Regions from separate parts of the Homo sapiens genome. Here region 2 is linked to region 1. A link is a loop called in an ENCODE intact Hi-C map of the cell type or tissue named here. Cell type or tissue: Caco-2. All regions are shown on one strand. Links, peaks and the distances in the headings refer to the core of each region. The heading gives the core; the rest is flanking DNA. Region 1 overlaps FARP1 (FERM, ARH/RhoGEF and pleckstrin domain protein 1). Region 2 overlaps FARP1 (FERM, ARH/RhoGEF and pleckstrin domain protein 1).

The links. Peaks named below come from ENCODE experiments on the same cell type or tissue, not always from the same donor. Only the 100,000 strongest peaks of a DNase experiment are listed, where the experiment ranks them.
Region 2: a loop joins it to region 1, with 8 times the contacts of the local background. A loop is called at or near these places in 1 of 110 quality-filtered maps.

What each region holds. Positions count from the first base shown.
Region 1 is chr13:98,411,811-98,423,393 of GRCh38, reverse strand. It overlaps FARP1 (FERM, ARH/RhoGEF and pleckstrin domain protein 1), which reads right to left. Exons shown (of 27, transcript NM_005766.4): 16 at 11,360-11,493. Among named protein-coding and RNA genes, the nearest start is that of FARP1-AS1, 18 kb to the left of the region's middle. In Caco-2, for the core only: no CTCF peak of the experiment used is centred there; a DNase peak (open chromatin) is centred at 6,883.
Region 2 is chr13:98,315,006-98,326,588 of GRCh38, reverse strand. The region is part of intron 2 of FARP1 (FERM, ARH/RhoGEF and pleckstrin domain protein 1); the gene reads right to left. Among named protein-coding and RNA genes, the nearest start is that of MIR3170, 110 kb to the right of the region's middle. RefSeq lists an enhancer at 10,194-10,836. In Caco-2, for the core only: no CTCF peak of the experiment used is centred there; a DNase peak (open chromatin) is centred at 5,778.

The sequences.
Region 1 (11,583 bases), core at 3,924-8,923:
ATAGGAAGTGAGAGATCTTCAAAGTGGAAAAAAATACCCGGCAACTGAAGTCAGGAGGGACCCGGGATCTACATACACCCTATGATGGTTAATATCGAGTGTCAACTTGATTGGATTGAAGGATGTAAAGTATCAATCCTGGGTGTGTCTGTGATGGTGTTGCCAAAAGAGATTAGCATTTGAGTCAGTTGAGTGGGAAAGGCAGACCCACCCTCAATCTGGGTGGGCACAACCTAATCGGCTGCCAGCGTGGCCAGAATAAAAGTAGGCAGAAGAACATGGAAAGACTAGACTGGCCTAGCTGCCCAGCCTACATCTTTCTCCTGTGCTGGATGCTTCCTGCCCTCAAACATCAGACCCCAAGTTCTTCAGCTTTGGGACTCAGACTGGCCTCCTTGCTCCTCAGCTTGCAGACAGCCTATTGTGGGACCTCACCTTGTGAACGTGTGAGTCAATACTCCTAAATAAACTCCTCTCATATATACATCTATCCTATTAGCTCTGTCCCTCTAGAGAACCCTGACTAATAGACACCCCACAGATATGGTGGCTAAGAACCCTCCGGCAACGCGAGAAATGGCTTCCACTGGGACACTCAGAGCCTTCCTGACTGTTGACTCAATCTCCGATACATCAAGGATCTTCTGACGAACAGAAGAGGGCAAGGAGGATGCACACGCTTAATTAAGCAAACCCAGGAGGTAGAAAAGTCATCGTGAGTAGAAACAGGTTGCTCCTGGCTTCACATTCCAGGCAATCAACAGCATTATTTATTCTATTGGTTCCAACTAAGCATATAGTGCAAATTACATCACAGGAAAGACTGAGGGCACCCAAACCTTTTAGGTAATTAAAGCTTCTCTAAAATCAAAGAAAAGAGAGCACCCCCAGGCTCCCCAAGCTCCTTCCTGGGTCTTCGTTGCTGCCCTGTGTGCTGGTGGTCTTCAACCTGGTCCATTCTCTTCCACCAACACAGCATCCTCAGTCCTCTGCGTTCTCTTAGCTGCTTTAATTGGCACCGCTCCTCTGCTAATTAAACGAATCTCTCCCCACTGCTCCCCTGAAAAGGTTCTGGGAAGATAGCTGTTAACCTCTGAACCACCAGAGCCCACCTCCCCTCCTCCTATATTCGGGCTCTCCGGGCTGGTCGGCCCCACTGCGTGGCCCTCCAAGCTCATCTGCTACGGGAAGCTTTCCTCTCCAGACTCCCTCATTAATCTTCAGGCCAGCCCTTCAATTCTCGTGGCCACCTCCTTCAGGCTGCTCCCAAGCTATCTGTGTGTTTTGGGAATCCTTTGGTTGTCCTCTCTTTTCACCCTCTACTTCTTCCTATACAAGCCCTCCTATTTGCCGTGGTTTCGGTTCATGATGCCAAACCACGGCTGACCCAGGTAATGCATTTCTTAGACCATCCAGAGCACTCCATGTGAATGACCCCATATCTCCTATCTCAAACACAAAATGTTCCAGATTTTAGGATCTTATTTCCAACACCAAATCCTCTTCCTCCATTTTCTTAAAAAAAATTTTTTTTTTTTAAAGATATGGGGTCTTGCTTTGTCACCCAGGGTGGAGTGTGGTGGTATCATCATAGCTCACTGCAGCCTCCAACTCCTGGTCTCAAGCAATCTTCCTGCCTCAGCCTCCTGAGTAGCCACTAGAGGTGTGCACCATCATCCCAGCTAATTTGTTTGTTTTTGTAAAGATGGGGTCTCACTATTTTGTCAAAGCTGGCCTTGAATTCCTGGACTCAAGCGATCCATCTGCCTCAGTCTCTCAAAGTGCTGGGATTATAGGTATGAGCCACATTGCCTGGCCTTGTTATCTGGAACTTAAATAATTGGCTCCAGAATTTTTTGAATGGATCTGCCATTTGAGAACATACAGAAATAAAGGACTTAAGTTCAGAGGACATCATTTAGATATTCTAGTGAGAGTCTGGATTGCGGGAGAAGAAATGGGGAGGATTCTGGCTTCCATCAGTAACAAGCAATATCCTCTCTCTCATAGACACACCCCTACCCAAGAGAAAATGAAGGGCTGGGAAGAGGACGCTGGGCGAGGGCGGTGGGGAATGAGATGGAAGCCAAATGTCATCTATTTCACTTTCTCTATTCTTTTGCCAACTATTTATTATCTACTGATGTTAAAGCTTCAAAGTCAAAAGAACCTTCCTTCCCACATCCGTATCTCTCTAAGTCCCCAGCATCGTTCATGGTAGAGAAGGCTCTGGGTTGGCACCATCAGACCTCTGTGCAGTTGGAAGATGCAAATCCCTAATTGTAAAGAGGGTCAGCTCTACGCGATGTGGTGAGTACAGGCTGGAGGCCTCTAAAGTCACTGCAAACACAAGCACATCTGTCTTTCTCGTCCCATCCTGTCCCCACCCCAGCTCACATAGCAAGTCCCAGCCCTGCTTGGGTCCAAATACACAGGACACAGCCCCAGGGACCGGGGACAAAATCCAAATTCCTGCTGCCCATCTAGAAACATCCTCATGGTTTTATTTCCTCTACATGTCACTGCCTCCAAATGTATAAAGCCAAAGTGTTCCTTCTATTATGAACGGCTAAAAGGTCACTGTATTATCAAGAACATGAAAAAGTAATTATAACTCTTCCACCACGTCCTCTGGATGTTAACCTCACAAGAAAGGGGTCCTTGTCTGCAAGGCAGGGCCACATATTTATTGCCTGGGTAATTACCACACAGCAACCAAGATGAAAATTCTTTTGACAATTTCACTTAGGAAAACCATGTAAAGTCTGCTAAGAAGCTGCCTGGTTGCTCAATTCTGACCTGTGCAATGTGATTAACTTACTCCCAGGAGCAACTACACATCACCTCAGCAAAGGACGCAACACACACCCACACACGTCATGAATTTTCAAGTCTTCCTGACCTCGTATCAAAACTTCGTTCACCACAACGTGAGCTGGTCAGTCATTCAGCAGCAGACTGAGGACAGGGAAGAAGTAAAGGACATGAAAATGACCAACTGTGGGTGGGCGGCTGACCAACAGCAAGGTTGCCTCCAAGGGTGGACTGTGAGTATTCTGCCCATCACCCCCCTAAGAGGAGGCAGAAGGACAGCCTGTATGACGAGTTTTGTCTCCAACTGCCAGGAAACACTTTTGTGGGCTGTCGTCGCAGGCAGGGGCAAAGCCAGCCAGGATAAATCAATACTTTGCCCTCCTATTCACCATCCCAACCTCAGGGTCAACATAAAGCCCATTTAGAACATCAGATAAACAGTTCACAGTGTGCTGGTGACCTTGGTGGCAATAAAATCTCCCAACTGTCCTCTAAAGCATCACGAGCCCTAGGGTGCGGGCTCCCTCTGAGAGGGCGTGTTTTCTGGAAGGCAGTAACATTTGGCCAGGCTGTGGTGAAGTGCCCCGGGAGATTCCTTAACCATGAAAGAGGGCAGTGACTGGCACACTGCATACCCCATGGGCCCAATGTAAACCCAAGTGTGTTTACTCATCACCCAGCTCTCCCCTTCTCTCCTTGCCACAACATGAAGAGCCATCTCCTCAGAGCACACATGCCAGCGGTGCAGCTTGGAGCTTGAGGGTTCATTTTTGTCCCCCTGCTCTATCTCTAGATGCTTGCTCCACCCCGAAAATAGATCTTTTTTTGAAGCCTCTTAGTCTTCACTTGCAACACCAATACCACATCATTGTCCTCACTATTCCCTGCAGTCTCTATGATTCTAAATGGAAAAAAGTATGAAATTATGTATGTTTGTGTGTCTATGTAAGTGAAAAGCATAGTGTGAAATGAGTAAGTGGGAACAGACGGATCCTACATTAATATATCGGGTGGGGAGGGTGGCTGGGTTCCAAAAGCAAACAAATTAGCCAGAGTAACAGAGTGTGTGTGTGTGTGTGTGTGTGTGTGTGTGTGTATTTTTTTTTGGAGACAGAGTCTCGTCTGTCACCCAGGCTGGAGTGCAGTGGTGCAATCTTGGCTCACTGCAACCTCTGCCTCCTGGGTTCAAGTGATTCTCCTGCCTCTGCCTCCCGAGTAGCTGGGATTATAGGTGCCTGCCACCATGCCCAACTAATTTTTCTATTTTTAGTAGAGATGGGGTTTCACCATGTTGGCAAGGCTGGTCTTGAACTCCTGACCTCAGGTGATCCACCCACCTCGGCCTCCCAAAGTGCTGGGATTATAGGCGTGAGCCACTGTGCCTGACCTAACATATTGTGTATGACATATGTATCAGCCACATGTGATATATGTGGATTTTTCATTAAAGTCCCATTGGTCTTAGCATTAATTCACATGCCCACTTGTCAAGATGACATTTGTGCGAGAGGCATCTTCAATGGGCCGGGAACGCCGCGCCTTTGGCAGCTGCGGGAAACACAGAAGACAGAAGCCCTCCCATTCTCAGCCACCCTCAAGTCTGTCAATTACACTCTTAGGTTGCTCAAAGCTATAGCTTCTTTCTTGCCTTCCTGAGGTTTACCACCAGGTCGAATTGAATAAGAGGATCCAAAGTGACAACCCGGTCACAGGCAGGTTTGATAGCATCCAGGTGAGCCCCGGTATCATTCCTGTTATCAACAGGGCACATATTAAAATACAGTAGAAGAGAAGAGCTGTGTCAGACTCGTCTAGTGACCCGGAGAGGGCTTTCTCTCAAGTGTCTTCTAGTAGAAACCCACCTGCAATTCTGGCAATTGGCAAAACGGTTTCACTCGTCTCAGGGAAACAGCTTGCTCTCAAAGCACTGTGAGCTATATAGTCACGACTAAGGCAGAAAATCCAAGAAAAACTAGCTCAAAGCTATGCTCAAGAACATGGAATCTAGCCAGGCGTGGAAGCTCAACGCCTGTAATCCCAACACTGGGAGGCCAAGGCGGGTGGATCACTTGAGGTCAGGAGTTCAAGACCAGCCTGGCCAACATGACGAAACCCCTTCTCTACTAAAAATACAAAAATTAGCCAGGTGTGGTGATGCACGCCTGTAATCCCAGCTACTGGGGAGGCTGAGGCAGGAGAATTGCTTGAACCTGGGAGACGGAGGTTGCAGTGAGCCAAGATCACACTGCTGCATTCTATCCTGGGTGACAGAGGGAAACTCCATCTCAAAAAAAAAACAAAAAACAAAACAAAACAAAACAAACAAATAAACATGTAATTTTACTCATGCTTAAAAAGGAAACAAGGCCAAGTGTGATGGCTCATGCCCATAATCCTAGCACCTTGAAAAGCTGAGGTGGGAGGATTGCTTGAAGCCAGAAGTTCAAGGCTGAAGTTATCTATGATCATACCACTGCATTCCAGCCTGGGCAACAGAGCGAGACTTTGTCTCTAAAAAACTAATAAAAACATAAATAAATAAAAGGATATTCGATCACACATTTTGTTTAGCCACTCATGTCAATGGACATTTGGGTTACCTCTTCCTTTTGGCTACTGTGGATAAAGCTGCTATGAACACTGATTTTTCTTTTAATGATACCTAGCACAAACACTTGAAGCTTCAGAGAGCTAGTAGAATGATGAGAAAAGTATTTAATTCATTTTTATTCTATGATGGCTCACTGGTGCTTCTATAAAGATGCTCCATTTTTCTGGGCAGCAAAACAATTTTCTGACCTTAGTCATCTCCATTTCAGCCACCTAGCATCACGGCAACACAATGCTGCTCCCTCTGTGAAACTCCTGACAGCAGCTGTGAGAGTGTCCCATCCCTGAAAGAGCCCCCTCTCTGCCCTGGAGGGATCTCCAATCCCTCAGGACACCCTTCTCACATCTCTTACCCCTGCAGGACTTCCTCCTGCCCGGAGTCTGCTCCTGTACACCAGGAACTACCTTCCTCAAACCATCCTTGCCCTCCTGGCTGCCATTCTCCAAGACCGGCTATCTTCTGGACCCTCCACCCCCATGTGTTCTTTTTTTTTTTTTTTTTTTTTTTTTTTTTCAAACCTCTGGTGGCCTCTGTTTCCTTTGCTGGTTTTTATGCTGCCATGATCTACGTTTATGGAAAGCAAGCTGCCATAAAGGTATAGTCGAGAAGATTCTGCCCTCAGCTCTCTTTTCCTCTTAATGTTCTCTTCCTTGAAGATCTGATTCTTCTTGTGGATAACTTCCAAACCTACACCTTTCTGCCTCATTTCTTTCCAAAGCCTGGGACCCACATTTCCAACTGTTTGGAGCACTTTATCACAGGGCCCTCAAAATTATCATTCCCAAAGCAAGCTCATCTTCCCTTATCGTACTTGTATGCTTCTTTCTTCCTGGCTTCTTTGACTTCCCTCCCATTTTCATGACCATCCTCTGAGCTGACTGTGTTCAAAACTCTAGGTGGCCTCCCCTCTCCTTCCTCACTGTCTCACAGAGCCTTGGCTGCTCAGTGATATCTCGACATTCAGTCAGTCTGGTCCTCCCAGCCAGTCTCCCGCATGCTTTCCACGTGACTCTGGCCAAAGTTTCTCCTAAAACATGCAGCTGATCCTCCATGAAAACTGCGTGCACCCCATAGCCAATTCCGAGGGCCTCTTTGTACGACTGACTGCTTGCTGTCTCCCAGCTCCCAGCTGGCTCGTAAGTGGAGTTTTGTACCCTGCAGAATCTACCAAGGCACTCTGTAGCAAAGCAGGCCTTCCACCTGTCTCGGGGAACCCAGCTGGCCACCTTGCACTCAGCCTCTGCCAGTCACCTCAGGGCTGGCATTTGGGAGTCCTGACTGCACGCCAAAGGTTGTTAAGTGGCTTTCTCTGAACTCATTTGAACAGCTGAGTAAACTGTTCTTGCTTTCACAAGGAAAAGAACTCCTGAAGTTATTAGAACTCACCAAACCAGTTTCCTTGTTTTTGAAGAAAGCAGGTAATGTGGCTTTGCCAGCAAGAAGCAGGCCTTGGGCGTCCATCTCCTTCTCAGGTGTGTTTACTCAGGAGAAGGTGACATTTGGATAGGGGCAGGTGTGTTTGCTGAACTGAGCTTCAGCCTAATCATTCCGGAAAACTTCCTGAGACTTTCTCTGCCCTGTAATTTCCCCACTGTTGATGGAAGTATATTGCAGTCTCATGCAGGACTGCGAAGGGAAGGTCACACTCACTAGATCACTTATATACCAAATTCTGGGGAACTTTTGCTGCATATTATACTTTAGATCTCTTTCCATTAATGATAATCATTGAAAATATTACCATGGAATAAAATCTGGACTTTAGTTAATGTAACATACCAACGTTGTTTTCTTAGTTTTGCCGACTCTCCTATGGTGACATAAGATGTTAACGGGAAGAGGATGGGTGCAGACCATACAGAAACACTATTGTCTTGGCAACTTTTCTCTGGAATTATTTCCAAATAAAAAGTTAATTTTTAAAAAATGATCAGCTTCCCCGCTTTCTCTGCGCAGCGCAGTATACTAAGCCCCTTCCAGACACTGTGCCATTTGCGTAACACCCTGCATGGGAGATGCCATCCACATTTCACCCAGGAGGAAATGCGGTTCAACGAGGCCCACACCTACAGCTGAAGACAGCCCCATGGCGGGGGTGTGACCTCGAATTCGGATCTTACCCATCCCAATCGACAGGAGCCAACCTGCGCTTCCGTATCACGGCAACGTGAGGAAAGGCATGGGTACACATACATGCACTGAACACACACATGCGCAGTCTGTCAGTCAGTAGCCAGGGTGAATCCTTTCTTAATAATCTTCCCTGTGATCCATTCTTCTCACTGAACAGATTTAGCCCAAGGGTTGCCTGTTCTGTATAGGCAATGATGGTACATGTGTGTCCTCAGGGACAGAACTGGCAGCAACGCTCCATGACCACCCTGGATGTGACACCCACACCTGTGAGAGGACACGGCTCTCTGTGCCCTATGTGCCTGCCTCCTCCTTTGAGAGTGCAAGTCCCCCATGGGCAAAGCCTGCCACGCACACACTCACCTACTCATTCATTCATTCATTCACTCATTCATTCATTAATATATTCCTTCATGCATTGCTTGTAGACTAAAGAAACAAGAGTTATAACCAGTCTATGGCATGCAAACCAAGGAATCATAGACTGTTAGCACTGTCAGAGGCACTGCAGGGTCGGTTGTTGCAGAAAAGGTATTCATCACGATCACCCCAAGAAGTACTTAAAACACACAGATTCCTGAGTCTCACTCTTAATAAAGCTCTGATTCAAGAGAACTGGATAGGGCCTGGCAATCTGCCTTTTTCAAAGCCCCCTCCAGTTCCCAAGCCCAGTGACCCTGAGGCACCGCCAGGTTTGGGGTTTTGCTCCACAGACAAATCCTGTCTGGACATGAACAGTCAGTTTCTGCTGGAGCACCCCTGAGATGAAGGAGCTCCTGACCTCACAAGGCAGACTCTCACTGCCACGCTGCACTTAGGCTTCAGAAATCCTTTTCTGTGTTCAGACATTGTGCTTCTTTGGAAATTCACTCCATTGTTTCAATTTTGTCCTCTGGTTCCACTAAGAAGATGCGTATGCCCTTTCCCACAGGACCAGACTGCAGGTACCTGATGGGAGCCATCATGCTTTGGAAAGTCTCTTCTCATCCAGTCATTTTGTTTTAATGGAATGCATTCTCATCCCATTTGACACGTGAAAGCCGAGTGTGGTGTAGTGCTCTGCAGGAGTGCCGAACCTTGAATTTTGAAGGAGCCATCCTTTTCTAGGCTCTGGGCTCTTTTTAATGAGGCATTTTAGGGCAAATGTTCTTGACCTTGGCTACACTTTGGAATCACCTGGGAAGTTTAGAACCTACGAATGCATTGGTTCTACCCCTCAGAGACTCTGATATAACAGGGCTGGGTTATATCAGGCTGCTTGAGGTAACTTCAACGAGGAGCCGATGCTGAGAGGTGCAGATCTAGAGAGACACTGGTTTCTCTCTGTGTTGGTCTATGGCTCATACTAAACTCATTCACACTCAGCCTTTTTCCCTTGGAATTCCTGCCACACCAGGTCCTCCTCATCATGTTCTTGAGTAATTGATTAGCTTAACTTCACTGCAGCCCCTTCCAATGATCCCTGACCAGTGTCGTGTATTTGGTTTAGGTCTATTGTTGAAAGGCTACTGCAGGTCCCACTGATGGAGCTGCTTGTTGACTATCTGCTTTCTCTCTAGCTTTGAGAACTTTACATGCTTCTGATGTCTTTCTGTAAAACATGGGTTACATTATGGATCTTAGAAAGATACTCTACTGAAAACCCTCTGGGAATCAAATTATATCAACTGCTTTTTAAGCAACTCACTACTCTTTCACAGATAAGGTAAAGATTTATGGCCATGGAAGATCCACGCGTACGGCATTTACTCCTAAAATGAGTCGTATTAGACAGCTCTCTGCATTTCTCTCTGGTGGCGCCCTCCAATGGGGAGCCAGCCAAAGCCACCATGAAGGGCTTTCAGGGTACTGCAAACTGATGACATTTCCTGTGTGTGGCCTCTCCAACCTTATTTAAATCAACTGCCACATGCACTGAGACTGCTATAGTGACATCAGCTCAAGATGCCCTGAGCCTCCAGGAAGATTTGCCTAAGACGGTACTAACACATGTCTCGCTGGCCAGAGAACAAACTGCCAAATGGGTTCTCCAGAGTTGTAAGGTCTTTGACCCCATTATGAGAGCATCATTCAACTTTGTATGAATGATGAGACACAGGCAGAACACACGTGAAAGGTTCTAGGTCAACCTGGGGAAGGTAAAGTTACATTTGGTAGAATTTTAATTTTAATTTTGGAGACAGGGTCTTGTTCTGTCACCCAGGCTGGAGTGCAGTGGCACAGTCATAGCTCACTGCAGCCCTGAACTTCTGGGTTGAAGTGATTCTCCTGCCTCAGCCTCTCCAGTAGCTGGGACCACATGTTTGCATCACTATGCCTGGCTAATTAAATGTTTTTTTGTTGAGATGGGGTCTTGCTATGTTGCCCAGGCTGCTCTCGAACTCCTGGCCTCAAGTGATCCTCCTGCCTCAGCCTCCCAAAGTGCTGGGATTTACAGGCATGAGCCACTGTGCCCACATTTTTATTTTTAATTTTGAAAAGTGACATTTCTCTTATATTCATAATACCAAGACTCTTGCTAACGTGGCATTTTCAATTTTTCCCATTTCCAGCGAGGCTGACTTTGTACCTATTATTTCTCCAATTCTGGCTGTGCTCTCCCCACTGGGGCCTCTCAGTAATGCCTGTCACCTCCCTCTCTCAAGGGAAGGAGAATTGCACATGAATTATCCTCCAGGTATAAAAAATGTACAAAGCCGGACATCACTTAGGGAGATCAGAGAACTCCCGCTGCCCCAGCATATTGGCTTCACAACACAGAAAGCAGCTCTGCTTAGCTGTTAAACCGACGCTTGAATGCCACAGTCTGGGATCACCAGAGGCAGGACAACCTCACATAGGGCTCCTTCAGGCCCTACAGTCACTGAGGGCCCCTGAGGCCACTCCAAACCAAATTCTCACTGGTAGTGAGGATACAGCCCATAACGGGTTCTATTTCTGCCAAAAACTTTTTGCTATTTTCTCCTGGCATTTTTCAAATGCATGTTTAGTAGACAATCAACTCCCCATGTGTCTCTCTCCATATAATTGTCTTTAAAAAACTGCCATAGGATTTGTCTACAAAACCTTCTATTTTAGGTAAAGGTGTAGAGGATTCTGCATGTGACAGTCCATAAAGCTTTTCCTGGTTTTTTGTACCTCCCTCTTCTCTCACATTAATGTTTCATTTGGTATTTAATGGACAGGCTTAAGATAATTTTTAACCAATCTGCTATTGATGGACACTTAGGTCATTTCTATTATTTTAATTATTCATTGGATGTCTTTGTTTAAATGGCATTTCATGTATTAAAACAGATCCTTATGATAATTCAAGATAAGGTAAAAGTGTGTGTGTGCGCATGCACACGCCACATACATCTCTTTTTCAAAGCATGTTTTAAACACTGGAATAGAATACAGAAAACTGCACAAGGCATGTATGTACTTCATAAAAGACTTAAAGCAAGCACCAGTAAAATATTACCAGCACCCCTCAAAGCCTTCCTAAGCCCCTACTCTTTATAATCCCTATTGCCCCTCCAGAAGTAACGACTGTCTTTATTTTGTGATAATCATATAATCATCATAAGAGAGGGAAAAAAATCCATCTTGAAGAACTGCAAACCAGAGGAAAGAAACTGCAAATGAGATCTGAACGCATGTAGGATTTAACTGAAAATCATTTGAAGGCTGACTTGTTGTAAGCCAGTTTCCTGCCTTTCATCTTTGTTCCTGCCTGCTGCCTACCCAGGGACGACATAAAAATAACACAAGCAAGACGGAGGGAGGAACGTAGCTGGGAAGTAGAAATGTACTCACCACAGGGCAAGTCGTTGCTCAATTTCCTTGAGAAAATTAGTATGAAATTTGTGCAAAGGTTCAAAATTCGGGAATATGAGACTTTTCAGTGCTTCCGGCATGGCGTCCTCTTTGCTCACTGTGCTCTGAAACCACTGGAAAGAAGAAGACGATGCACTTACGGGTGGAAAGATCAATGACGAGTGTCTGCAGTTTTCTCCAGAAGTCACATGCAGCCAAATGCA
Region 2 (11,583 bases), core at 3,749-8,748, 97 kb after region 1:
AGTCCCAATTGTAGTGAATCAGGAGAGGAGATGCAGGAACCAGCACGTGTGGAAAAGAAATCAGGCAACAGATTCGCAGAAACAGAAAACAAAATGGTGCTTACCAGGGGCCAAGGGAGGGGGAAATGGGAAGTTGTTGAGTGGGAATAGGGTTTCAGATTGCAGGATGAAAAAGTTCTGGACCTCTGTTTCACAGCAATGTGAAAATACGAAAAGCTACTGAACTGTATGCTTAAAAACGATGAAGGTGGTAAATTTTATGTAGGTGGGTTTTTTTAACTAAAACAAGAAAAGAAAGCATTAAGGCTAAATCTCCAAGTCTGAGCCTGTGAAAAAGAATGTTTCCAGAACGATATTATAGGCCAGGCTGGTTTATTAATTGCTTGGAAGACAAACACAAAAGCAGAAACAAAACACTATAGACAGGCAACACACCTGCAACTGATTGTCCTTTTGCATATGTTTATTCATTACCAAGCAGACGAAGCCATTTGTGTCTTTATGTTTGATTTTCATTCATTTTTCAAAGCAGTCAGCTATTGAGGGATTGCCCAATAGAAAAATTTCAGAAGCATTTATTATATCATTAACAGCTCCATTTTCACTCAATGTCCCTCTAAGCCTGTCAGGGAGACCTATGAAGAGAAGCTATAAAACAAGCTTTGTTTTCTCTGCTAAAATGCCCTGTGGCTGTTGCGGAGTCTTGGGAACACAGTGCGGCTTTCAGGCCCTGGTTGTTTCAGGTTTTGTTTTGTTTTAAACAAGAGATATAACTCTCACCAGCATGCTGCATTTTACCAAATCCTCAGCCACAAAGACTTTCTTATGACAACTCCATGCAGATCAAACTGGACAAGCTACAAATATTATGACAAATATTCTTGAGGAAACCTGAGTATGTGTTGGAGAAGTATGTGCCTCTCTGATTTCTCAATGCCTTCTGTCACGGCTGTGTAATCTAGAATTTAGGAACCTGATTCTGGGTTCCAGTACAAGGTAGATTAGCAAGACAGGGAAGATCAGCATTTCTCCTGGATTTCAGTTTGTAACTCTCAACCCAGACATTACCATTGGTTCACCAGTGAAGAACTGGAACAGTGCTGGTGAGATGGTTTACTCCTTAAATCATCAGCCTAACCTAAATTTAATCAGCAAGCTGGGGCGTCAGGTGGGAGCCTTCACTTTCAGCAGTGTCGTACAGATGATAGAGTACCAGAAACAGAACATATGAGATAGAGAGCCGTGACAAAGACAAAAAAAGAAAAGGAAAACACAACAGTTTTATTAACCAAGTTAGTAATCACTTGAGTGTAAAGATGAATCCAATAATGTAAAAAATAGAAGCACTGTTTTCAATACTCATGGAAAGATAGGCTGTTGAAACATAGAAACAAAATAATTTCTTCTATTCCAACATCAAATGCATAAACCATATTTTTCAGGGTTTATTTCCACAAGTCTTCCTTACGGACTACTTACCAGTCAGTCTGGGAAGTCTTCATTATTATCCCATAGTTCATGACAGAGTGTTCTGAAGTGCTTCTACAGTATCTATTTCACATTCTCTATCCAATTTGGCCAAGAAATTTCAACTACTGTGTTAAGGCCTCAAAAAACAGAGCATTAAGGCATGGCCAACAAACAGAATCCCTCAATGCCCACCATAAATAATAGTTCGGAAGGCAGCCATGGGCCATGAAGGCCAATAGGTCAGAAGCCATAGGTCAGAAGGTCTTCGCTGTGTGGCTCAAGTCAGAAATGCAGCAGCCAAAGACCCCTGGAATGGGGGCTTCAGCTCATCAGGGCCTGATGCTTCCAAGAGTCTTTACTAGCACAAACGGGAAAGGGAAAAGGAGAGGAATTTGAAAAGAGAATGGTTGTGAAGGCAGAGGCTGCCAAGGACGCTCAGAAACACACACCAGGGGTAGGTGGTCAACACATTTTGATCACAGAAAATAGACCAGTGAGTACATCGCCTTTTTTTTCTGAAAATAGTAAACCATTTTTTTTCTTCTGAAGACATTAGAAAAAGAGCTAAGGGCATCCTTTCAAAAAGTAAACTCTTTCCAGAAAATATCAAATCATGATTCCAACACGCTCTTTAGACTGAACTGATGGATCATCAATTTCAGCTTCATAACAACTTGCAGACAGTTACGAATTAAATGTGAAAACACTGAATGCCAAGGTTACCCAATACAAAATAGATCTTACACAAAAAGCAGTGGGCGCAGCAGGAACCGTGTTTCGCTTTTCCATACTGCCAAAATACACAAGCTGGAGTAGACACGCCAAGATTTCCTCATGAAAATGAGGCTTCCTTCATGAAACACTGGGTGATAAAGGATGAGAGTAACTTGACCTTTGTTTTTCTTTCCAAGCCACAAATGAAAACACAAAGAAAATCAAGAGCCACCTGAAATTTAGAAAACATTTCACAGCCACCATTATACATAACTTCAATGTACGCATGAAATAAAGGACTATCTTAACTCTTTAATGAAACTTTACGAGGAAATTTTCCTAGTGCATTTAATATATTAATCAAGTAATAAAATCCTTCATGTGCAACTCCTCAGACATAGTTCAAGTTGTGATGAAACTCAAAATGTGTATTAGTTATAAATATAAAAATGACTAAATTCAATTCTGGTTCTTGAGTACTTAATTGCTCGGAAGTTAGCTTCCTCATATAGGCTTTAAAAAAATTGTTGACACTCAACAGGAAGACAAAATTATGGGGCTTGAATTCTGGAAAGGAAGAGACATTTTCCTCTAAAGGCTGAATAAAGTTAACTGCAAATAGTATGCAAGAATTGGAGATTTTTTTCTTATCAAGTAGCAAAATAAACTAGATATCTACTTTTTGTTTTTACAATCTGTCTTTCTGCTCTCCTTTAAAAGTAAAAAGTTAATGACCAGAGATGTGCCAATTAGAGAAACCTTAAAAGGTGGCCTTCAAGAATTTTCCTTTAAAATAGAAAAACTTGGAAGGAACAGAATACAAATAGATCAAAACAGGTATGTAATATTTTCATGTGTTAGGAGCAGGCTAAAAATATTTAACAGACATAAATTCAGTGTATTTATTATTGATCTTATAATAATAATGGAAGCCTCAAATGGAAAAAAAAAATACTTCTACTGTAAACAACCACATCTCCGAAGCCAGCAGGAAACTCATTAGAAAAAAAAAAAAAAGCCATGTGAATTTCTCATTACAGAGACCACTTGAACCATATTTTAAATAAAATCGAGTTGCCTTTCTGATTCCACTACCTGGGCACACCTGCTTAAATATATTAATGAAACTGTGGCAACAAATCTAAAATTTTATTATAAAATATGTGCATGACAACTGCTCCTAACTCACAACCAAAAAACCAACTCCCTTTTAAAAGTGTTAAAATAATATATTGATCATTTTAAGGATTGTAAGCAACAAATCCTTTCACCACGGATCATTAAACATGAGATAAATATCCCCATTTCTATAATGCATGTAATTTTAAGTAATGTTTAATGTTAGTAGCCACTATTACATCCTGCAATTGTGTAGTGCCAGCAACCATATATCTAATATTACTGTTTTTTCAAACATGAGCTTATTCACAACCATAAACTCTTCCTATTACGAATGCAAATATTTTCCTCCCTCTCCCATGACAAATAGCTATTCTGCCAAAAGGTCTGGAGAAACAAATTTCTAGGCAAATCATCTGTGTGTGGCTGACATGCATGTATGCGTGGTATATACGGTATGTGTGTGCCCGTGTTTTCAGTTGGTTGGGTTTCGGCTGCCTTTGTGCAAGATGGTTATTATAACCGTGAAATTTAAAATCTGAAATGCACAGTACCAGAAAGTCCTCGGCTGAGCTGTGATTCTTGGATAATTCCCGGGGAACAGCCTCTACTCAGTGCCTTCTTCCTATCACACAAGAGTTTTCCTTCTGTTTCCAATAAGGAGCATGTAAGCTCCGGGTCTTGGTCGCATGGCAGTCAGAACTGTACTCGGCTAAGGAGCACTGACGGCTAAGGAGCACTGACAAGTGAGAGGGATGATGGTGCAGCATGGTGGCTCTTGCAAGCAAGATGAACTGCAGTCCAAATCCCAGTGCTCCCAGAAGCATGTGGATTTGGGCTGGAGCTAGGCTGGTGTTCACCCTGGAAGTGGCATCATGTCACTAACAATCCTTCACATTGCCAGTATTTTTCCTGGAGTGCCTTTCAGGTGGTGCTGACTCTCTCCTAAGTCCTATGCCAGGCACATTTTTTTGTTTGTTTGTTTTTGAGACGGAGTTTCACTCTTGTCACCCAAGCTAGAGTGCAATGGTGCAATCTCCACTCACTGCAACCTCTGCCTCCCAGGTTCAAGTGATTCTCCTGTCTCAGCCTCCGGAGTAGCTGGGATTACAGGCACCTGCCACCATGACCCACTCATTTTTATATTTTTAGTAGAGACAGGGTTTCACCACATTGGCCAGGCTGGTCTCGAATTCCTGACCTCAGGTGATCCGCCAGCCTCGGCCTTCCAGAGTGCTGGGACTAAAGGCGTGAGCCACCGCTCCTGGCCCTGTGCTAGGTACTTTTCAATCAAACAATACCCATTTTAACCCTCACAGAAACCCCACCAGGAAGTACTGGAGGAAGAAACTGAAGAGCAGGGAAGGTTGATAACTGCCCCAGCTATTACGTGGCAGATCTAAGATTTCAACTCAAGTTTGCTCAAATCCAAAGCCCAGGCTGGAAGGTGGTGACATCAAATTCTCTCAGATGATTAATATTATCAAACATTTTTCTATTCCATAAAATTTCCAAATAACAATGCTCAAAGAGCTATGGTTTTCTTTTAATGACTAAGTAGCTAAAATACAAAAGTCATATGAGGCCAAGAGGCTTCCCTTAACTGATTTCACAGAAGAAGCACCCGTTTAGCACGCACAGGTAATTTGTCACAGAGCCTTCTGTCTCTGCCTCCATATTAAAGTGTTTCTTTTCTGCAATGGCATCAGGTCATCATCCCCCTGGAATGTCTTCTGGTATTGCTACTTTGGCCATAAATCTAGCAGTCTATCTGTCACTTAAAGAGCATGACATACCACAACCCTGGATAATCAGATGGTGATTTTTGTCCTTTCCCTGAAGCTGTTTTCAATTCTTAGAACCTTTTTCAGACACAACCATTTGTCTAAGCGTGGGTTTAACTTCACGCTTTGATATGTAACTCAAGTGTGCTTTAGTCAAGCCTGGACTCAAGACTTTCAACAAGTTAACTCATTGGCCATGAGATGATCCGGCTGAGTTTCTCCACGACTCCACAGAAACAAATGGGATCCTCAGTTTCGGTCACAGGGGATACAAGCGAAAAGAGAGAGTGGGATCCTCCATTCCACAAGGTCAGTGGTGACAGCTCAGCTCTTCTGGAAAGACCAAGAGTCCTGGAGGGTTTGTCTGAATCCAATGGCTGAATAAGACCAACAGCCATGGGGACACTCACACATCATAGCTTCAAACAACGTCAAAGGTGGTGATGACAAGTTACCATCACGTTCTTCTTCCATAACCCAAAGACTCCCAGTTCGTGAGTCACAGACATTGAAAGGCACCTGCGAGGGTCACCTGCACCTTCTCAAACTGGAGGTGTCTCTCGGGGAGTGAACAACAGCTCCAGTTTTACATTTAGATTTCCGGGCCTTCTGAGTGACTCGGAGGAGATAGGGCTCTAATCCTGAACATGCCAACAACAGCAATTGTCTAACTGTGTCTATCTAAACCGGATCTCGTCTGGCAGCTCATATCAACCCACAGGGCCCAACCTTTGGGAGGCTTTTTGGAAAAGAAGATAAGAATGGTATCCAGTTTGAAGATCACTGTTGAAGATACCATTGTTGGAGGTGTTCAGAATAAATGCTTTAAAACAGTTTTGTTTACAATTTAAATTCCAACAAATCCTGAGAGTTTTCTAACAGTCTAAGGTGTCCATGGATACCAAAAAAGCAAGTTAAATCTGTTCATTCTTATCTGACTTAAGAAACCACCTTAGTATCTCCATGAGGTGTTATGTTATCTGCTGCTAGGGATAAAGAGGTTAAAGGAGAAGTGAGTACCTGTTCTTGGTTCTAGTTCATTCTAGTCATCCAAAGATGATTTTGAAACTACAGCTTCACATAGGTGAGGACAGGCACAGGTGTTATTCCCAAGTGGTGACGGGCAAACTGGGTAAAACTATAATAGTACGAATACCTGGCAGCAAGACACGCACATCCAGATTGTACGGAGAGTAGGGGGCAGGGACAGAGGGAGTCCTGAGCACACCTGGGCCGATCAGGTACCTTTTCAGGAACCTGGAACTACAACTGATAAAATAATTTTCTCTCTCCTTGTGAGCCTTGACTCCAGGCCCACGTATGAGAATGGGCATCTTCCAAGAGGCCTGGAGACACTAAGCATGCAGGTCTGCAGATGAAGGGAAGACGGCAGGCACCGAAGAGCTAGCCCGGGAGGAAAACAGACAGGGTGTCTGACCACACAGGCCTGGCTCACGTAACCTCACCATCCTCAGCTACATTCCACCCCGGGTGTTTCAGACACCCCCATAATGTGAGGATCAATTTCCTTTTTCTGCTTAAGTTACCTCAAGGTTGTTCTTCATTTATAACCGAAGAAGTAATACCTAATTCAGAAACACACTTTTAACTTTTTTTCCAACTTATTTTCAAGAAAAAAAAAAGTCTGTTGTTTTTTTCCCCCAGCAACTGTAGGTATCCAGATTTCAAAGATAAAGACTGGACTTGGTTTTGCTATAAATCTACTAGAATGGCAGATTATACCAAGTTATTTGAGGAAAATAAAAACAATTTGATCCTGACAAAATAAGAATCCACATGCTCTACTGTGGGTTTATATTTCATATACATTTATGAAGGGGAAGAAGAGAGATAAATGGAGGCTGTGAACTCATTCTTTTCTGAGACAGAGTCTTGCTCTGTTGCCCAGGCTGGAGTGCAGTGGCGCAATCTCAGCTCACTGCAACCTCCGCCTCCCGGGTTCACACCATTCTCCTGCCTCAGCCGCCAGAGTAGCTGGGACTACAGGTGCCTGCTACCACGCCTGGCTAATTTTTTGTATTTTTAATAGAGACGGGGTTTCACCATGTTAGCGAGGATGGTCTCGATCTCCTGACCTTGTGATCCGCCTGCCTCAGCCTCCCAAAGTGCTGGGATTACAGGCGTGAGCCACTGCACCTGGCTGACGAACTGATTATTTTCTATAATAAATTATATTATTCCCTTCCAAGTATTTTACTATTTAAAAACAAAGTTTCAGGCCAGGTATAGTGGCTCATACCTGTAATCCCAACATTTTGAGAGTCCCAGGTGGTCGACTGCTTGAGCCTAGGAGTTTGAGAGCAGCCTGGGCAACATAGCAACACCCCATCTCTACAAAAAATAAACAAAAACTGGACGGGGCTGGTGGTGCACACTTGTGGTCCCAGCTACTTGGGAGGCTGAGGCGGGAGGACTGCTTTAGCCCAGGGGGCCGAGGCTGCAGTGAGCTGAGATCCTGCCACTGCACTCTAGCCTGGGCAACAGAATGAGATCCTGTCAAAACAAACAAACAAAAAAAAAAAAAAAAAAACAAGAAAAAACTAAGCTCCAAAGGAAGCAACAGGTACATATGAAGACATATATGTCTTGTATTTCACACAGATGCATAAATGAAACACGCATACTTTCCAGAAAGATACAAACGCCACCAGGCACACAGACAAGTGAGGGCAGCCCCATTGCCTACTGCCTACAACAGGAGGGAGGGGCCAGGAGCTCCAGAGAGACAGGGCAGACAGCAAAAGACATCAAAGAGAAGGCAGACTGCTGGGTGGGGTGGTGGCAGTCTGGGCAACCAGCTCTCCCTCCCAACCTGGCGCCATGCAAGGTCAAATGGAGAAAGTGCGGCAGCCCTGGAAAGCAATGGCCACTTCTACCAGGGAGATGCCAGGGTGCCTCAGGGCAGCCTGTGGCTCTCATCCTTGGTCACATCTTCCCTGATTAAGTGAGATGGCAGCTTTGACACTGCTATGGACTAAACTGTGCCCCATCCAAATTTACAGGTCGAAGTCCTAACCCTGTGTGTGGCCACGGTTAAAGTAAGGAAATACAGCAATTAAGGTTAAATGAGGTCGTAACGATGCCGCCCTGATCCAATAGGATTCACGTTCTTAGAAGAAGAGATAGTCGGGAGTGGTGGCTCATGCCTGAAATCCCAGTGTTTTGGAAGGCCAATGTGTGCAGGTTGCAAGCTCAGGAGTTTGAGACCAGCCTGAACAACACAGGGAGACCATATCTCCACAAAAAAAAATACAAAAATTAGCCAGGTGTGGTGGTGCATGCCTGTAGTCACAGCTACCTGGGAAGCTCAGGTGGGAGCTGAGCTTGAGGCTGTTGTGAGCCATGATTGTGCCACTGCACCCAGCCTGGGTAACAAAGCAAGACCCTGTTTCAAAAAAAAAAAAAAAAAAAAGGAGGAGGAGAAGGAAGGAAGGAGATGAAGAGGGAGGAGGAGGAAGAAGGAGATGAAGAGGGAGGAGGAGGATGAGGAAGAGGAAGGAGAGAGGAAGGAAGGAAGGAAACGCAGGAGAGAGGAAGGAAAGAAGGAAAGGAAGGAGAGAGGAAGGAAGGAAAGGAGGGAGGGAGAGAGAGAGAGAAAGAAAGGAGGAGGAGACACCAGAGTTTGCTTGCTCTCTCTCTGCCATGAAAGGACACTACAAGGAGGCGGCCCTCTGCAAACCAGGAAGAGAGCCCTCACCAGGACTGGAATTGGCCAACACCTTGATCTTGGACTTCCAGCCTCCAGAACTGTGAGCAAATACAATTCTGTTGTTTAAGCCATCCAGTCAGTGACGTGTGGTTATGACAGCCCCACCTAAGTGGTATGGAGCCACTTACAGCAAAAGACAGAGGGGAATCAATTAAAAACTCAAACCCCATCTTTACCTTCTTTGGATAACAAGTGGATAGCAACCAATCACCTTTTCAGCTGGAAAGGGTCTTGGACTATAAGGAAGGGGATTTTGTCGTCAGGACAAATTTCCATTTTCAAATATACTTATGGAGTCAATGCCTCCGGTTCAAAACAAGGAAGGAGACCACCCAAAATGGGGTTTCATTTGCTAGTTGTGTGGGCAAGTGGCTGTGCCAGCTACTCAGGAAGCTGAGGCAGGCGGATCCCTTGAGCCCAGGAGTTCATGGCTGCAGTAAGCTATGATCGTACCACTGCACCCCAGCCTGGGTGACAGCGCAAGACCCCAGCTCTAAAATCAAACAAACAAAACCACACATGCAATTTTTAAAAATGAGATTTCATGTTTGAAATCTCTCTTGCTCTCCCTTCTCTCTCTCTGGTACCTGCAATTTCCTTTAGGATTAGCTTTGGCCAAACTAATAACCCATCTTCTTGGCAGCAACGCTAGAAATAGGGAGTGGCAGCTGGAAGCAGAGAGAAGTCGCCCTGCACTCCACATGGCTGTGTGTGTCTGTGTGCTGAGCATGGAGCTGCTTGTTCTCCAAAAGGAAGCCCTACACTTGCAAAAACTGTAATTCTGGGGGTGATTTCAGAATCAGCCTCACAGGTGTTCCTTCCTAAACTTTCCTAACCTACTGAGAACGTGTAACCAAAGTGGGATGTGAAAAGCACCCCTATTTGCTTTCCAACTGGTTGCTTCTGAGCGGGAGTTAATTCTTCACAAAGAACCTACCTACACACACCCTCAAATGTCAGGCCTGGTGTTATCTCTGGTTCCATCACAGCGGTGGCTGCTCAAACCAACTGAAGGGGACAAGACTCATTTCGGCAAAATCTCCCCATGACGGAATCACTGGGTAAAGCTATACACATGCTTGCAACGCAGTGTTCTGGCATCCACTAGTTACAAATAAAAACTTTAGCTGTGTTACAACGCAAGGATGAAGATGACTTGGGAGACCCCCAAGGCGAAAGAGGTGGGACCCCAAAGGCATGGCTGCTGGAGGCTGAGCTCTCCAGGGCAATGGGCCTCACCTGGATGGGGAGGGGGCTCCGGGTCCTGTGTCTGCAGGGTGCACCAGGAGCTGCAGAGGATCTGCCACGCATGGGCTGTGTGACCTGGAACAAGTTCTTTAACCTCTCTATGCCTTTGTTTCCACATCTACAAAATTTGGGATGATCCAAGAACTACCTAGCAGGATTCTCATGGAGATTAAATAGTTTTTCACAAGGAAACAACTTCCAGCAGTGCCTGACTGCCAACAGGAACCCCCTGTTGGCTAGGGGTTTTGCTTGTTAATGGTGTTATGACTTTTTTAGGGAGTCCACATCTGAGAGTAGGGGACAGCTGGTTCGAGCCAAGGCGGTAGCTCTTCACTCTACTGTTAAAAATAGCTCAGCACCTTCCTGAGACAAGGGTTGACACACACTGAATGAGAGCAGCCTGCAGTCAAATGTTCACAAACAAATTCAACAGCAACCATGAGGGTTGACATACTCCAGCCGAAACCGTCTCATGTGACAGATTCCTCCGCATTCCCCGGGTCCATGACATAAGCCGCACTTCAGTGTCACTGTTGGAAGGCACTGGTGATACTGTCCATAGGAGGGAGAGGCCTGAACATCTGAAACCACTGAAGATTATCAATGACAATAAGACGCTGAAAAATGTGAAGTTCTAGGAGCTATTTTATTTGAGGATCACAATTGTAACTCACCTTTGGAAGCGAAATTGGCAAGAAATTTCTTACTGCCCGACTGCTCTTACTGCTGGGCTGGGACTCAGAAAACCACCAGTGAATTCTGAAGTCTCCTCACTGCAGTGACTCAAGCATTCACAGTCTCCTCTGCATCTTTTGTTTTCCAGGACACCACGAGGCGAAGGAAGGAAGAGCGAGCAGATGTGAGCTCCTAAGCACGGCCGTCTCCACCCACTGCTGCACTCCTCAGCCTTCCCAGACACAGCCTGGTTTTTCCTACTGCACATGGCACTTTCATGAAAGGCCACCTGTTCTCACATCTATCTCCTGAAACTCCTTTAGGAGTGGAGACAAACGGGCACAAGTAACTTGAGTTGTAAAGTTCAGGAAAATTTAGATAAGTGCTTGATCATAACACATCAGCTGGTTTAATGGACCATCTTCGCATAAAACACTTCATCCTTGTCTGGGAGGGGTGCTCATACCTGTAATCCCAGCACTTTGGGAGGCAGAGGCGGGGCATTGCTTGAGCCCAGGAGTTCGAGACAGCTTGGGCAATATAGTGAGATCTCTGTCTCAGCAAAAACGTTAAACAGCTGGGCATGGTGGTATGTGCCTGTGGTCCCAGCTACTCAGGAGGCTGAGGTGTACTGTGGCTGCAGTGAGCCAGAATCACACCACAGCACTCCACCCTGAGTGACAGGGCAAGACCCTGTTTTAAAAAACAAACAAATGAACAAAATTTCATCTTTAACTCACAGTCGATTGTTATTGTGTAACCATCTGAGAAGGCCCAAAGAGCCATTTAAGGAGCCCTGGGAGCGCTGTCCTGTTGGCCATCCATGACTTGGCCTCCCAGCTC